2 separate regions of the Homo sapiens genome follow, and region 2 is linked to region 1. The links are chromatin loops, found by intact Hi-C in ENCODE. Cell type or tissue: Calu3. All regions are shown on one strand. Each heading gives the region's core, and the rest is flanking DNA. Links, peaks and the distances in the headings are about the cores only.

The links. Hi-C counts contacts between places; a loop is a spot of excess contacts. Peaks named below come from ENCODE experiments on the same cell type or tissue, not always from the same donor. Only the 100,000 strongest peaks of a DNase experiment are listed, where the experiment ranks them.
Region 2: a loop joins it to region 1, with 2.0 times the contacts of the local background. A loop is called at or near these places in 3 of 110 quality-filtered maps.

What each region holds. Positions count from the first base shown.
Region 1 is chrX:37,345,905-37,353,312 of GRCh38, forward strand. It overlaps PRRG1 (proline rich and Gla domain 1), which reads left to right and starts at 3,460. Exons shown (of 4, transcript NM_001142395.2): 1 at 3,460-3,491. RefSeq lists enhancers at 3,256-3,767, 3,768-4,278. In Calu3, for the core only: no CTCF peak of the experiment used is centred there; DNase peaks (open chromatin) are centred at 3,437 and 3,947.
Region 2 is chrX:37,453,573-37,458,526 of GRCh38, forward strand. PRRG1 (proline rich and Gla domain 1) reads left to right here. Exons shown (of 4, transcript NM_001142395.2): 4 at 1-3,719. The coding sequence ends at 49. Among named protein-coding and RNA genes, the nearest start is that of PRRG1, 110 kb to the left of the region's middle. In Calu3, for the core only: no CTCF peak of the experiment used is centred there; DNase peaks (open chromatin) are centred at 1,529 and 1,949.

The DNA of each region.
Region 1 (7,408 bases), core at 1,956-4,455:
TAATTTATGAGGCCTTTTCTGGGCCTTTGAGTAACTATAAAGTGAAAGGAGGAGTGGAATAATATGGGGTAACTGGGAGATGGATGCTGGTGAAGTAGACAGAAGATCTGGAATACCAATTCTAAAAGTCTGGTTCTTAAGCCTGCCTTATTTATTTAACAAAAAACATATCAGAAAAAAAGTAATTGGAGGAAAGTTAAGCTCTCATCCTACATTAATTAGAATATTTTATGGTTTATGCAAGAGAAATTAACTTGAGCTAGCTTCAGCAAAATAAGATACCTTCTTATGAGGATTCAGTGGTTCCTCATAGAAGCCAATGATAAGAATGCCATTGTAACTATGAGGCAGACAACCATTGAGGATCCAGGCTCAGCTGCACTGTGTCTACCTCTTTCTGTTTCTCCCCTCTTCCATCCACTCCAGATTTGTTTTCCTAAGATTCTCCTTATGTTATAGTTCCTAAATTGACACATTATAGCTTCAGACACCCAGTGTTACCAATTCCCTGCTACTATTCTAAATCCCCAGGGAAGTTCTGTGGCCCAGCATGGGTGAGATGCTCCATCCTGATCCAGTTAATTCTGTGTGTGTTTAGAGGGGCCAAGGGACTCCAGGTCAATTAAATAATAATATCTGGGGATGGGATCCAGATATCAGTATTTTTTTTACAAGTGTTTCAGTTTGAAAAGCAGTGGCTTAGGCTTTGTTACTTTTATGTAAAGAAAGACTGTAGTAGGGATATTAATGCCCCCCAAAAGATATCCACATGCCAGTACCCAAAACCTGTGAAAATATGTTACATGGCAAAAGGGAATTAAAGTTACAGATATAATTAAGGCTGCTAATCATTTGCCCTTCAGATAGGGAGACTGTTTTGGATTATCTTAATGTGCCCAATATAATCAGAAAGGTCCTTACATGTGGAAGAGGTAGGCAGAAGTGTCAGTGTGTCAGAGTAATATTATTGTTGGCTTTGAAAATGGAATACAGCCATGAATGAAGGAATGTGGGAGGTCTCTAGAATGTGGAAAAGGCAAGAAAAAAGATTCTCCCAAAAAGTTTCCATAAAGGAACTCAACTCTGCTGACGCCTTGATTTTAGTCCAGTGTGACTCTTGTCAGACTTCCTCCAGGACCATAAGATAAATTTGTGTTGTTTTAAATCATGAAGTTTGTGGTAATTTTTGTACAGCAGCCACAGAAAACTAATACACAGACACTGTTAACCAGCTTTGTTAATACTTGAATACTTGGGGAGGCAGGGAGAGGGAGAGAAAGAGGGGTCAAAGGTAATTCCAAGGCTGTATTCCTTAAATACAGTTTCGATGGTGGACATCTTTTTTTTTTTGTCTGTCCATTGCCTGTCTCTTCTGAAAACGGCATCTCCCCCTTACTGTTTGTTTTCATTTAGAAATTTTTCTCTTTATTTTTTTTTCTTTAACCATGTGGTTCTAATTGGGTCCCATTCTTATGTCACATACGCATTTTCTCTTCAGGAGTGGTTACGGTACTCAATTCTACCCAATCAGATGTTTTAACTGTTGCTTTAAAAACTGGAAGTGAGAGAAGAGAGATACTTTCTCTCTGGTAGGAACTTGGTAGGTGTGAGCAACTTGTAACAGGCTACGGTGCCAAACCAGCAGAACATGACTTTGAGATGTTCTGTTAGAATGACCCTGTCTGTATTGAGAGCCTGAGCTGGAATTCAAAGCATTCCTGTTGCTGGTTCCATTTAATCCTATGGCCAATCATAGACCTACCCTTTCACAACTTGGGTTACACAATAACTTCCTGTTTTTGCCTGATCTACTTCAATCTAGTTTTTGTCATTTCAACCAAAATATCCTGAAAAATTTAGACAAAAAAGAAAAAAATAATCAAGTGAAAAGTTTTAAAAAAACACATATGCACATTTATTAAGGATGCAAATCTTACTTTTATTAGCCTAGCAATTTTTTTAAGAACATGTATGTGAAATATTTTACTAGTGAAATGAATAGGACAAAGTCCTGCTTCCAGGCACTTACAGACTTACTAATCCTGCAAAATTTGTGCCTACATTACCAATATACCTTTTGGCAATATATCTCTCTACATCCTCCCTAGGCTTATTTGACAAGTGCAAGATAGAAATGAGTTCTAGAAAATCTGATTTGTAAAATATATGAATGGAAGACAAGAAAGGTTAAATGGAAGAATTTTGGGATATTCAGATCTTTAAGGGCAATCACCAAACTCTCCCATAAAATGCTCCCATCACAGTTAAAATGCTTGCTAGGAAAGACTATTGGTGTGGTCCTGTGGCAATTCTTTTATTCTTAATAAGCCAAATGTTTCTTAATTCCATCACAATTAAAGTAAAAAGAAGGGGAACTTAGTTTGGAATAAATCACTTCAGGTCCACAGCCCAATTCACTTTGGATTCACTCAGGCGTGTGTTTATTTTAATAGCTGATCTGAAAGCATGTGAGATGCCACAGCTGACCAGACTGTAAACAGAAAAGCATACAAGTTAAAACCAAGCACGCATGCAGCATGGAATAATAATCAAGCTAGACTCCTTATGATGCAAAATGCCAGAAAACCTCCAAGCATTAGGTCAAAGTTTACACAATAGCAAAAGCCTTTTATTCTGTTTCTTAGAGGGGCTTGTAGAAGTTTAAGATTCAAGTTCTAAGATAGCTCTACCTAAAAAGCGAGGTCAAAGATGGGTTTTCTTCTCAAGATATTTGGGTAAGTTTGTACAAGACGGTTTTTTTTTTTTTTTTTTTTTTTAGAAAAAGCAGATAGTTGTCACCAAGAGTTGTCCGGAAACAGTGGCAAGGGAATTATTCCTCAAGGAAAGTGCAATTCTCTGAGCTGTAACAGTGGACAATGGTCGAATAGTCACCAACCACGATCTGGGCTCACACATAGCAAAGAGGTATATTAACTAGGATGCCCTACACAGGCGGTCTGTGGATGAGAAATCCCTATGCCCCTCACTTCACCAGGGCTGAAGAGTACGCGATGAGGAGAAATGACTAGGAAAAGGAATAATGTGTGGTGAGGTATGTATGCGAAAGAGAAAAAGGCTGGCGGGGACCCGCGGTGGCTAGGAGAGACGTGGCGGCCCAACGGCTGACTACTTGGGCCCGCGCCGAGCCAGGCTTTCTCCACGGTGCGTGTGGGAGTGCACAGAGGGGCCTCGACGGCTTTTCTGTATGTGTTATAAATAAACCCCAATAGTGGAAAGCTCCAGCAGGATGCCCTGAGCCCTGGGTCTTCCCAGCAGAAGCGGTGGAGGATCCGCCCCTCGTTTCCCACCCCCGCGCCCCACCCTGTTCCCGCCCCTTCTCTCTTAACCCCGCCCCAGCCCAGCCCCCGCCTCTTTCCACCTCCCTTCCAGTCCGCTCCCGGTTCCTGGCTCCAGCTAGGCTCGGCAGAAATAGGAGCGCGCAGGCGCGACGTGCGGCTCGCAGAACGGCGAGTAGCGGAGCGGGACCCGCTGTGAGTGTGGCGGCCGCGCTGGGTTCCTAGCTGGGGAAACGTGATCCAGGCGAAGCGCCCCAGGAAGGATTGGGGTGTGTGGGGGTGACTTCGGTTCTGCGAGGAGAAACCCGTCAGATATGCGGTAGCGTTGGTAGCGACGCTGCCTGTGGGTGTCCGGCCAGGGCCGCGTGGGGAGCGGAGTGCGTGGTAGCGGGAGTGGGTGAGGGTGGGTATGACGAGAAAAAAAATTGAAGGAATGGGGTTTACAGGCTGGAAGTCCGCACACAGACTGGGCAGGACCGCGAGGCTTGCCAACGGTGCTGGAGGGTGTCCCAGCTTCAAGTTCAGTCCCCTGCTTGGTGCCCATGAGGGACGTCCCAAGCTCATCCCTTCCTCCAGCGCTGCTTTCTCTGGTGCAGAGTTGCTAGAAACATTCCCCGTCGGAGGGGAAAGGATTTGGAGGCGGTGGGCTGTCGGCCCGGGCTAGTCCCAAGGAGGGCGTGGCGTTCGTGTGACTTTCCTTTACCCACCCCCGGGAATGTGTCCCTCTTCTGATCCATTGTGCCCGTGGACATTTTAACAAAGGCTATGACTGTTTTGTAGGCAGTGGCGGGTGACAGTGGGAGGGGGTGCGTGCGAGGTCGGTCGCGGTGCGGCCCTGGGGGATGGGAGAGCGGGGGGAGGGGGAGGCGGCGTGGGGGGAAGTGAAAGGAAGAGAAACAGTCTTCCTGCTTCAGGTTTTTCCTTCTTCCTGGTCCGCTGAATTTGATCACTGGTAGGAACAGCCCCAAGAGGGATATGACTGGAAAGTAGTGTGTGCGCGTTTGGACTCTGGCTCCAGCCACTGGTTTTTGTGATTGTGCTGTGCAAGTATTTTCTACGAGTCCCTTTAGGAGAAAAGCGAAACTAATGGGATTTGAGAGGAAATAATTGAATGAAAGGATGAAGAGGTTGAGTGACAAAACTTAGAGCTTAATTATTTGTCTGTTGATGGTCATACTATAAAGCCAGACTTTGAAGGATGCGAAGGTGTTCAAGCCAGGGTAAGTGAAAAGTTGGTTAGGCTACTGTTGATTGTTTCAATCAAGAGTGGATTATTGGGCATGTGTGTGGATGTGCTGTCAAGATCTTGGGCCGACTCACTTTAGAACCTTTGAAAATAATATTAAGGATACAAAACATTAGGGCAAATATTGTAATATTGGATAAAGCTCCATATGCTTTCATTTTCAAACTTAGGGACTTTTATGAAAGATAGTATATGTGTTCCCAAGCATAGATGTTGATATTTTTACTCATTTGTTTTAAGTTAATACAACAAAATAAACTGAACTTCCTCCTCTCCACCCCTTTCCCTCGATTGTAAATCCCGTTTTATAAACGTTTACTTTCTGATCTGAAGTATACTTAAAAACACAATTACCCCGCCCAACCCCCACCCCTGCACCAACCCCAGGCATGAGGTGAACAGGATTTCTTCTGGTTTTATTGTTATGTTATTCTTTCTTTTTCTATTTTCCCAAATTTGGGGCAGGTGGAGGGCGGGGAGTGTTAGGGATGCCTTTTCTCTTTTCTAGTGCCTGATGAACTCCTATTCATCTTTCTAGACTTAGCCTGATTCACTTCTTGAAAAATTTTGCCATCTTCTCCAGAGTGAATTAATCACACCCTTTTCTGTTAAATTTATATAACTTGCCTTATTTCTCCATTACTACTAGAACCTCAGTCTTTTGTGTTACCCTTGTACCTAGAGCTGCCTGGCATGTGATAAGCACCTAATAAACTAACTTACAGATATATATTAATAAATGCTGTTAGAAAGATGGTAATTCATAGGCCGGGTGCAGTGGCTTACTCCTGTAATCCCAGCACTTTGGGAGTCTGAGGCAGGTGGATCACAAGGCCAGGAGATCCAGACCATCCTGGCTAACATGGTGAAACCCCGTCTCTACTAAAAATACAAAAAAATTAGCCGGGCGTGGTGGTGGGCGCCTGTAGTCCCAGCTACTAGGGAGACTGAGGCAGGAGAATGGCATGAACCCGGGAGGCGGAGCTTGCCTTGAGCTGAGATCGCGCCACTGCACTCCAGCCTGGGCTACAGAGCGAGACTCCGTCTCAAAAAAAAAAAAAAGAAAGAAAGAAAGAAAAAAAAGATAGTAATTCATATTGCATAAAGTTCATGGGATAATACAAGAAATTCAGAATTCTGAAATTGTATTTAATATTTGAGCAGCATTATTTGGAATATGGATAAGTACTGTGTGGAAATATGTTCTCATGTATTAGTCATAGTTTATCCCTCTAAAAAGAGGTGCAAAAACTCTACAGATAAAGGGAAAATAGGGATCAGAAAAAGGTGAAGTTTTTAAAAAGGCCAGTTTCTGATACTGAAACTAGTGAAATTAACTATTTGTAGAAAGACACAAATAGGTTGCTGCTGGAATTTAGGAAGTACTACAAATGAATCAGGTTGCCAGATGGTATTCTCTGAAGGGTGATGTAACTAAAGAAAGCTGTAATCTAACCAGTTGTATTATACTTCTTTTACATCTTAAAGTATTTTCGGCCTTTGGCTAATGGGTCTCTTCATGTTACAGTTCCCTGATAGGCTTGGTCTAACCATTTCTGCCAAACTGTCTTTGACATCTCTCTTAACTCCACCAGGATCACTGGCCTTCCAGTTACCTCTGGCTCCTAACAGGAATTATCTTCCCCCTGTTCCTCACCTCCAGCCTTCTTCTCCTGAATGGATATATGTATTTGAGAAAATACCATGAACAAATGATCACTTACTTTATAAAAGAATGGAATTGGTTCTTTAGTTTAAAAATAAGTCAGAATTGGCTACCTGCTTAGTCTAGCCTTCTGTGCCTGCAAAGCAGACAGAGAACTATGAGCATTAGTAACCCTTATTTTTCATTTCTCCCTTATTCATCTAAATGCAAAAGCACTTTTTTTCATTTCACTTTTAAAAATAGCATTAGTCATTGTTCCTAAAACACTTCAAGTTAGTCTCTTTTTTTGACTAAAACTCAAAACTCAGGGAGGAAGAGTAGTAGCATCCATAAAACTTTTTTAAAGTTCTACATCATCTGTGGACCTACTGACTGAAAAAATATTCCAAACCAACCATTGTGATTATACCTTCCTTCTTAAAACTTTCCTCTTAGACTTCCTTCTCATATTTCTGATTTTTTTTCTCTAATTCTTTGACCGGTTAACCTCAGTCACCTCCACAGTCTTCTCAGGGTTCTGTTCAAAACTCTTTTTCTCACTGTATGCACAAGAGTCAAGGGCATGGAAACTGGAGAAATCGAAAATTGGAGGCAAGACAAGAAGTTAAACTTTTCTTTCCGAGCATTAGTTTCCTCACTTGTAAAAATGATAATTATAATACTTACCTGATAATTAAGATCAGGTATATAGTGATGTGACGCATAATGACATTTTGGTCAACTATGGACAACATGTGTGATGGTGGTTCCCATAAGATTATAATGGAGCTGAAAAACCTGGTGACTTTGTAGCCTTTGTAATGTCACAGTGCAATGCATTACAGTATATAACACTTGATAATAAATAACTATGCTAATGGTTTATTTACTATACTATACTTTTTAATTATTATTTTAGAGTATACTTCTACTTATATATTTTTTAAAATTAACTGTAAAACAGCCTCAGACAGGTCCTTCAGGAAGGCAAGAAGAAGGCATTGTTATCATAGGGGATGATATCTCCACCCATGTTATTGCCCCTGAAAACCTTCCAGTGGAACAAGATGTGAAAGTGGAAGAGTGATATTGATGATCCTGACCCTGTGTAGGTCTAGGCTAATGTGTATGTTTGTGTCTTAGTTTTTAATAAAAATGTTTAAAAAGTTAAACAAATTAAATAGATAAAAACTTATGGAATAAGGATATAAAGAAAGAAAA
Region 2 (4,954 bases), core at 1-2,500, 110 kb after region 1:
CTCAGCCAGTGCCATTCCTATGGTGCCTGTGGTCACCACCATCAAATGAAGCTGCAAACTTCTTTTTACTCTAATCATTTTTAAAATACTAATGGAAGAACTTTCTAGCACTTTACCACTACATAAATGTTCATTGACTTATTTTATTGGACTCTTACCGCATACCACTTCACACTTGTTTTATTTTCTTTAGTTTTGTTTCTTGTTATAGAATCATTATCCATGCTCATTTTTGCTAGGGGAAATATATGAAGAGGGAAAACATACTAATGGGGGTCTTTCTGTGATGTGATGAGACATACATGTAAGTGTATATATGTGTGTATAGGCATATATACGTGTGTATGCATCAACACAGTATATGTAAAACTGTCTTAAAAATCCATTAACTTCTACCTAAATCACCTGGAAGGAGAGCATTACTCACCAAAATTGCAAAACAAGGGTATCAAGAATTTGTGTAATAGCCAGTGACATGCTGTAGATTTTTGCAAACTGGATGTACTTAGCATGTTTTCTAATTCTGACTGGCTTTTGTTAACTTGATAATTCTTCATCTACCTTAAAAAGAAAAAAATTACACATAGTCATTCTTGATGTTATAAATAGAGAAAAAGTGTGTGTGAGCAATAATGCATAAGCTACTGATAACTTGCTTACAGCAGATAGCAATAAGGTATTTGGTGGCATTCGGCTTGTTTTGTAATAGGGATTTTTTTTTTGGTTGACCACTCCCCCACACTTCCAAAATTAAACAGTGTTTTCTTAGCATCTTGAATATCTCCTGCGGTGTATATTAACATCTTGATGAGACAGATTTCCAGGCAACAAAATAATTTCTAAAATGGATATATGTGTGGATTAATGACAGGCAGTAAATACCCATTACTCCTTTACTCATAGCTGGTAAAATTATTCCCACTGTTTTATTGCCTTTTACTGTACGTTCTACACTCTGTCCTACTCCCACAGAATTTTCAAGCCCTTAAGAGTTTAGTTAAAATAAAATTTTTGAAATTATTGTCTTAATATTTTTATATAGGCTGATGTCTTTGCCTCAAGATTGTTAGGAGGTAATTTTCCATTGAATTATCAACTGTGATTTTTATATTGCCCTCCAAGTGGTAGAAGAAGATTGCAAAGTCCATGTTATGCTAGGTGCACAATAAATCTAGTAATAGCCCCACACAGATCTCATCATTGTTGCTACTTCCTTTTGTATTTTCATCAGGTATTTTTTTAACTGTAGGGTTTTTACTTTTTTCTTGGAGCAGAGAGAACAGGCTGTAAATGGGTTGCCAACATAAGCTGGCTGAGAAATAAAAGAAAACAAGACAGTTGTTCATAAAGTTTCATTTTGTATGCACTGATGGCAAATTCATTAGGTCAGTTAAGGGAAATATTTGTACCACTTCCAAACTTTTCAGCGTTGGATAAAATGATTGATGAGGCAGGCAGAAGGAATGTAGGTTTCAGGTGTGTCATTTCCTGCTGCTTCCAGCTCCATCCCTACAGACTCCTCCCCGAGTCCTGCCCTGGAACCAAAGGAAGGAGGAACACTGAGGGGAATCCTGAAGTAGGAGTCAGATGACCTGAACTCAGATCTCCCTCTATCACATGCTTGCCACCACTGTACCTTGAGCAAGAATCATATCTGACCCTCAACCTCCTCAACTCTAAAATGGGGATAACATCATTTGTCCTGCACTTCTCTAAGGGCTTTACAAGGATCAAATAAGATGGTGTGTATGTAAGAAATTTGTAAAATGTGAAGAGCTATCTACACTAAGTTCGTAATGTTATTATTATTGTGCTTCATGGAGAATTTTCCCCTCTGTTTTCCTAAATTGTATGAGAGCTTTCACACAGTGAGAAATAGAGCAGGCTGCCCCATAAATGGGTAACATATTCCTAATCTGAGTGTGTGGGCTGTTAGAGAACCCCTGCCATGCTCTGGTCTGTTCTGAAACTGTGCCAACTGAAAGATGATAGTCCACACAGCACAAACAGGTTTAAGCAAATGATAGAAAGGGAAGTAAGGCGTGTGTGCTAGTTAATAGGTTTAGTAGCTTTTATGGACTAAAAATGATTGATTGTATCTTGACCCTGGTCTCAGAAATGACATTTTTACTTTTGCCATGAGTACACATCAGATATCTTTGGCTTCTATTTAAAGCTAAAGGTAGAAGTGTTTGATCCAGTGAACTGTGTATGTATGTGTGGGGTTTTTTTCTTTATTTTTAAATGAAAATTAAGACACCTTTTGTGTGGACATGTTTTTGTCTTTAATGTCAGGCTTTAGATTAGACCAGCAGTTTTCAAAGTATGGCCAATGGACCCCTGGGTTCCTTGAGAGCCTTTCAGGGGGGACTATGAGATCAAAATATTTTTATTATAATGTGAAGACATTGTCTTTTCACTCTATCTCAAAAAAAGTGTTGCAAATGTAAAACATTGCCATCTTCTCACAAATCTCTTTTTTTGTTTTTGAAAATATGGCCATTTTTCATAAAATGTTATTTGTGTTAGCATGTAATGGGTTTACTATGTTTAAATAAGTTAATACTTTAAAAATTTTCAGGTTTTTTTAGTATGGTGAATATTGATAGATATAAACCTCATGAACAAAAGTACTTTGGCATCCAGATTCTCAATAAATGTTAAGAGCGTAAGTGTAAGGGGGTCCAGAGACCAAAAGTTTTAGAGCTACAGGATTAGACATAGGAGCAGGATATTCTGTTAGTGTGATTTCTTGCAACTTTATTTTACATTTTAAACTGCTGATATTGGATATAATGCTGCTTTTTAGAGACACCTAAATTGCAGTATCAGAATGAATGTTGATGTTTGAAGCCAAAAAGCCAAATGCTTAAACTGATCAATGACTGTAGCTTTTTAGACTGTTGGTCAAAGAACATTCTACTTCACAGTAATAGCTCTATCAGCCACAGATCTCATGGTGGCTGTTGCATGATAATGATAGGATAAACAAAATACCACTGTCTTCAAGAAACATTATCTTAGGTTTGTTTGTTTGGTTTGAGTTTGATTTGGCTTTTATATTTTTTAAAATCCCTTTTGCTACCCCATCTGGTTTTATAAACTGAGTTTCTTAGCATTCGTTAAAATTAAGGGGTTTGTTTGGAATAATATATATTTTTTATGCTTTTGTCTTTCTTACCTGATTGATATTACATTCACCTTTGATTGTTTTTTAAAAGTTTATTTTTACAGAATATATTTAGTACCTTTCTTAAGGAGTAACTGAATTGAATCAACCAGTTTGCATTTAAATAAAAGAACAGGCTCAGTGGTCTTCCTGTAGAATGGTTTACATGCCTGCATGTGCAGTAGTTGTGTCTGGAATCCTAGAATTGGCACTTTCTGCCTCCTTGCTCTAAATGTCACAAAAAATTATACTTCCTTAAAGTAAATGTAATGATTTCTTCTTTTCCTATTGACCAGTACAGATAGATATGTTGTGTTTGCTTCATTTTTAATGATGACTTCAAGATTGATGATGTGATCCAATAACTGTGGAGGTAGCTTTAACTTGGTTCTGTGTAAATAGTATGTATTTTATTATAATATTTCTCATTTTAAGATGCTTGGTTTACATTAAATTATGGTATTTAACTATTTTTATGTTTATACTAGGTAGGGTCTTTCTTATGTTTCTGTGTTTTTGGTATGCTAAATAAAGCTATTTTTAAACCCAAGAGATTTTTTTTCTGCCATGTGTTAATCATATTATGGTTAGGTGGTAAATACGCTGCATATGTTCTTATTAATTATGTTCTTTTTAATAAGGTAAAATGGTTATGTTTCTTTTTTCTTACGGATTTAGGGAATATAGGTCAGTAAAAACAACAGAAATCATCTGATCAAAACCTCAGAGTGTTCTCAGCATAAGAAAGAACTTTCTATACTACTTTTGAATGACTTTGGCATGATACAAAATGGAAACAATTGCTCTAAAGGAATAGACTGAGCTCCCTGCATAGTGTAGTTTGTCAAGTCCTGGGAATAGTGTTGTCTATAGACGCCAAGGAGCCTGTTGTTTCCTGCTTAGCAGAACAGCTTGCATTTGAAAAGAAAGCACAAGATGAAAACATTGTGACCAAAGGGCATCTTCCTATGTGTAGAGCTCAAAGACTAAAAGTTGGTTTGTCACATCACTAACCAAGAACATGAGTTGATATGGTAACAAGAATTAAAATTATTTACTCCATATTCAAGGATGAATTTTAAATATAAATTATAAGTCTAATTTTATAAGCAAAAGTCCTCAAAGAGTTGTTCAAATAGTCTTTAAAAGGTACTTTTAAAAATCTATAGCAATTTCTAAAAGTTATATAACTTACACATTGATGACTACAATCATAAAACCCAAAACCTAGATCAAGAAATTTCTAGCACTCCAGAAGGCTTCCTCATTCCCCTTCCTTAAAGATACCATGATTCTAACATCTGTCATAATAGATCACTTTTTAAAAGTTCATATTTGGCTGTGGCCATATGGACTTGCCTTTTTATTTATTTATTTATTTATTTTTATTTATTTATTTTTTTTATGAGACAGAGTCTCGCTCTGTCACCCAGGCTGGAGTGCAGTGGCACGATCTTGGCTCACTGCAAGCTCCGCCTCCCGGGTTCATGCCATTCTCCTGCCTCAGCCTCCCAAGTAGCTGGGACTACAGGCGCCCGCCACCACACCCGGCTAATTTTTTGTATTTTTAGTAGAGACAGGGTTTCACTGTGTTAGCTAGGATGGTCTCAATCTCCTGACCTCGTGATCCGCCCACCTCAGCCTCCCAAAGTGCTGGGATTACAGGCGTGAGCCACTGTGCCCGACCAAGTTTATAGGTTTTAGAAGCCCATGCTGTAGCAGGCAAGTGATAACAGGCTTTAATCCCCTTAAAGCCTGTTGTGGGATGGGATACTGGCATTGAGT